2 separate regions of the Homo sapiens genome follow, and region 1 is linked to region 2. A link is an interaction called in ENCODE POLR2A ChIA-PET data of the cell type or tissue named here. Cell type or tissue: Panc1. All regions are shown on one strand. Region 1 has its middle 7.6 kb from the start of DNAJB1. Region 2 has its middle 2.0 kb from the start of CLEC17A.

What was found. ChIA-PET counts read pairs that join two places held together with the same protein. Peaks named below come from ENCODE experiments on the same cell type or tissue, not always from the same donor. Only the 100,000 strongest peaks of a DNase experiment are listed, where the experiment ranks them.
Region 1: POLR2A ChIA-PET joins it to region 2 with 10 read pairs; 15 of 35 experiments call an interaction of 5 or more read pairs at or near these places.

What each region holds. Positions count from the first base shown.
Region 1 is chr19:14,509,527-14,512,026 of GRCh38, forward strand. No RefSeq gene overlaps it. Among named protein-coding and RNA genes, the nearest start is that of DNAJB1, 7.6 kb to the right of the region's middle. In Panc1, no CTCF peak of the experiment used is centred here; no DNase peak of the experiment used is centred here; H3K27ac peaks cover 403 bases.
Region 2 is chr19:14,579,818-14,582,317 of GRCh38, forward strand. It overlaps a transcript of CLEC17A not described here. Among named protein-coding and RNA genes, the nearest start is that of CLEC17A, 2.0 kb to the right of the region's middle. RefSeq lists an enhancer at 891-940. In Panc1, no CTCF peak of the experiment used is centred here; no DNase peak of the experiment used is centred here.

The DNA of each region.
Region 1 (2,500 bases), 70 kb before region 2:
CCTGGCCTGGGGCAGGTTTTCTGCCAAGTGCTTTAGATATATTTGCTAATGTTATTCACACTTGCTCTATTCCTGGCCTGGATAAAGCGCTTCTCAGGGATTAGCTGTCTGAGTTCTAGCTCCAGAAGAGTGAGAAAGGAGGGGCTGCGATGTTTGATTAGTCCTGTTATACATGGGAAGAAACTGAGGCTCTGAAAGGTTTTGTCATTTGTTTGAGGAAATGTGGTGAGCAGAACTTGGACTTGGCACCCCCCTACCCCAGAAGCTGGGTTCTTCATCGCTATGTTCTTTTGTTTCCTAAATGCACTAACTCACCCAGATGTCACAGCATCTCTATGAGAGCTGCACTTCTGTTTCCCGTTTCTTCTGTTTTTTTTTTTCGAGACAGAGTCTTGCTCTGTCACCCAGGCTGGTGTGCAGTGGTGGGATCTGGGCTTACTGCAGCCTCTACCTCCCAGTTTCAAGCGATTCTCCTGCCTCAGCCTCCTGAGTAGCTGGGATTACAGGCACCTGCCACCACGCCCAGCTTTGTATTTTTAGTAGAGACAGAGTTTCACCACGTTGGCCAGGCTGGTCTTGAACTCTTGACCTCAAGTGATCCATCCGCCTCGGCCTCCCAAAGAGCTGGGATTACAAGCATGAGCCACCACACCTGGCTAATGCTCAGCTAACGTTTTAGGAGGGTGGATCACCTGAGGTCAGGAGTTCGAGACCAGCCTGACCAACACGGTGAAACCCCATCTCTACTAAAAATACAAAAATTAGCTGGGTGTGGTGGCGGGTGCCTGTAATCCCAACTACTCGGAAGGCTGAGGCAGGATAATTGTTTGAACTTGGGAGGCGGAGGTTGCAGTGAGCTGAGATTGCATCATTGTACTCCAGCCTGGGTGACAGGGCAAGACTCCGTGTCAAAAAAAAAAAAAAAAAAAAGAAAGAAAAGAAAAGAAAAGAAAAGAAAAAAAACAAAAGCAAGCAATCAAACTGGGACTCAAATCCGGAAGCAAGAACGATGTGAGAGGAGTCAGGGGTCGCCAAACACTAATTTAGATCTTCACACCCAGCTGGGTGGACCTGCCAGAATAAAGGTGGGGAATAGCACAGGAATGAGGAAGCTCTTTATGTTCACAGCATCTTGTGTGAGAAAAAAAAAAAAAAAAAGCGGAGTGTACAGTATGTACTCCTTGTGTAAAAAAAGAAAAATGTATTCCCCGCAGCATCTCAGGAAAGGCGCAGGAGAGACGGGGAACATTCGTATCCAGTTCGGGGGTGTGGAATCGGATGGTAGGGTGGGAGGGAGGACTTTCACTCTCTGTATCCTTTCCAGTGTTGTATTGTGATTACACAGTCAAAAAATAAAACTGAAAATTTAGAAATTGTGTTTATGCTTATGTAAGCACAGACTCATCTCTTGGAGGAAGCACAAAAATGGTTTTTTTAAAAAAGGAAAAAAAGGCCGGGTGCAGTGACTCACGCCTGTCATCCCAGCACTTTGGGAGGCTGAGGTGGGCGGATCACTTGAGGTCAGGAGTTTGAGACTAGCCTGGGCCAACATGATGAAATCCTGTCTCCACTAAAAATACAAAAATTAGCCGGGCGTGGTGGTACGCGCCTGTAATCCCAGCTACTAGGGAAGCTGAGCCAGGAGGGTCGTTTGAGCCTGGGAGGCAGAGGTTGCAGTGAGCCGAGATTGCACCACTGCACTCCAGCCTTGGCGACAGACCGAGACTCTGTCTCAAAAATGAGAAAAGGAAAAAAAAAAAAAAAAATCTGTGATGCCAATGCCAGTGTCTATAGTGGTGCAGTAGGATGGGGAACTTCAGGGCCAGGGGAAGGATGGGAGGACTCGGCTTTTCACCATAGGCCAAATGGACCTATTGAGTGCTGTTCTATGATTATAAAAAAAAAACACTGCTGGTATTGTAATGCAGGTGGGTCAAAGAATGAGTCAGTTGCACACGTCCTGTCATGGAAGGAGCTCTGAGACCTGATCAGAGATGCAGCATGGAAAAGTGAAATAAATCCATTAAAGAAAGCCCAAGGCTGAGCCTATAATCCCAGAGCTTTGGGAGGCCAAGGTGGGAGAATCGCTTGGGGCCAGAGCAACATATCAAGATATCAAGATATCGGCCAGCGCAGGTTCACGCCTGTCATCCCAGCACTTTGGGAGGCCGAGGCAGGTGGATCACTTGAGGTCAGGAGTTCAAGACCAGCCTGGCCAACATGGTGAAACCCAGTCTCTACTAAAAATAAAAAATTAACCAGGCATGGTAGCACACGCCTGTAATCCCAGTTACTCGGGAGGCTGAGGCAGGAGAATCGCTTGAACCCAGGAGGCAGAGGTTGCAGTGAGCCGAGATTGCGCCACTGCACTCCAGCATGGGCAAAAGAGCAAGATTCCGTCTCAGGAAAAAAAATTAAAAAAAAAAAAAAAAAAAAAGGAAGGTAGAAGTGGCTCACGCCTGTAATCCCAGCACTTTGGGAGGCCAAAGCAGGCACATCA
Region 2 (2,500 bases):
GGATTCCAACATCTGTTCCTGAATACCTACTGTGTGCCAGGTCCCGAGGGATGGTATTGGCCAGGTAGCTATCACCCCTATACCATGAGACCACCCAGCCTTTATTGTAAGAAGGTCCCCTTACCTCTAAGAGTGCTTTTTTTTTTTTTTTTTTTTTTTGAGACAGAGTTTTGCTCTGTTGCCCAGGCTTGAGCACAGTGGTATGATCACAGCTCACTGCATCCTCAATCTCCTGGGCTCAAGCGATCCTCCCACCTCAGCCTCCCAAGTAGCTGGATCTACAGGCATGCACCACCATGCCCAGCTAATTAAAAAAAATTTTTTTTTTGAGAGAAGTCTCGTTCTTGTCCCCCAGGCTTGAGTGTGATGGCTCGATCTCGGCTCACTGCAACCTCTGCCTCCTGGGTTCAAATGATTCTCCTGCCTCTGCCTCCCAAGTAGCTGGGATTAAGGCGCCTGCCACCACGCCCGGCTAATTTTTGTATTTTTTAGTAGAGACAGGGTTTCACCATGTTTGCCAGGCTGATCTCGAACTCCTGACCTCAGGTGATCCGCCCACCTCAGCCTCCCAAAGTGCTGGGATTACAGGCGTGAGCCACCGTGCCCAGCCTAAAAAATTTTGTTTTTCTGTATAGTTGGGGTCTCACTTTGTTGTCCAGGATGGTCTCAAGCTCCTGGCCTCAAGAGATCCTCCTGCCTTGGCCTGCCAAAGTGCTGGGATTATAGGCATGAGGCACCATGCTCAGCCTAAAAAGTGCTCTTGATGGGCAGATATACCGTCAGTCTTTTTGACCTATTGACCTGTCCCTCCCCCTGTTACTATTCCCCTTCTCCTATCCTCCTATGTCTGTTTGCAGCTGCTCCCCACCCCCATCCATCTGGAGCCTGATTAGCTTGTGTGTGCTTAGCAGATGTTGGCTGAACAGACGGGCTCTTTCTTCCTTCTCAGACAGGTCTCCATTTTCCCATCTCTAGAATGGGTACAGTCACATTTGCCCTCCTACAGGTTGGAATGGGTACAGTCACGTTTGCCCTCCTACAGGCTGGGAAGGCTCTATGACATCAGGCCATGTAAGAGGGGAAAGCCCAGCCCCTAGAGTCAGCTTTGAATGGAAAGGGAGGTTAATCTGCTGCTGCCCTCCTACCTCAATTAAGACCGGGGCTACCCCATTGCCCACGTGCGGTGCGGGGGAAGGTTTTTCCATTTGTTAGAGGCTCTCACTTGCTTATACTGAGCCTGTCAGGTAAGAAATACATTCTATTTTGTTTGAGACACTCTTGTTCTGAGTCTCAGTTATGGAAACCCAACCTAATGTTCCCCATGGGCCTGATGAATGTTCCTTGTTGTTGAAGCCAATCTGAGTTGCATTTCCTCTTACTTTTAGTAAAAACCTCTACAAAGGGAAATTGGGGTCTTGCCCCTTGGGGTACATATTAGTTTCCTATAGTGACTCTAACAAATTACTCATAAATTGAGTGACTCGGAACCACAGAAATAATAATTATTATTATTGTTACTATTTTGAGATAGAGTCCTGCTCTTTTGCCCAGGCTGGAATGCAGTGGCGAGATCTTGGCTCACTGCAGCCTCCGCCTCCCGGGTTCAAGCGATTCTTCTGCCGCAGCCACCCGAGTAGCTGGCATTACAGGTGCCCGCTATCATGTCCAGCTATTCTTTTTTTTTTTGTAACTTTAGTAGAGATGGGATTTCATCATGTTGGCCAGGCTGGTCTCGAATGCCTGACCTCAAGTGATCCACCTGTCTGAGCCTCCCGAAGTGTTGGGATTACAGGCGTGAGCCACCGCGCCTGGCCAGAAATGGATTATATGGATTATTTTATTTTATTTTTTTGAGATGGAGTTTCACTCTTGTTGCCCAGGCAGGAGTGCAATGATGTGATCTCGGCTCACTGCAACCTCTACCTCCCGAGTTCAAACGATTCTCCTGCCTCAGCCTCCTGAGTAGCTGGGATTACAGGTGCGCGCCACCATATCTGGCTAATTTTGTATTTTTAGTAGAGATGGGATTTCACCATGTTGGCCAAGCTGGTCTTAAACTCCTGACCTCACGTGATCCACCCACCTCGGCCTCCCAAAGTGTTGGGATTACAGGTGTGAGCCACTGCACCCGGCCAGATTATTTTATAGTTCTGGAGTCAGGAGACCAACATCAGTCTCACTGCTGAAACCCAGGTGTTCATGGGCTGGGCCATGCTTCTTTAAGAGGCTGCAGCGTGAGAATCCATTTTCTTGCTGTTTCCAGCCTCTGCAGTTGCATTCTTTAGCATATGGCTCCTTCTTGCATCTTCAAAGCCAGCATAACTTTAGTGACCACATTGCCTTTTTTTTGTGTCAAATCTCCTTCTGTTTCCCTTCTACGAGGACCCTTGTAATGCCATTTTTTTTTTTTTTTGAGACGGAGTCTCGCTCTGTCACCCAGGCTGGAGTGCAGTGGTGCGATCTCGGCTCACTGCAAGCTCCACCTCCTGGGTTCACGCCA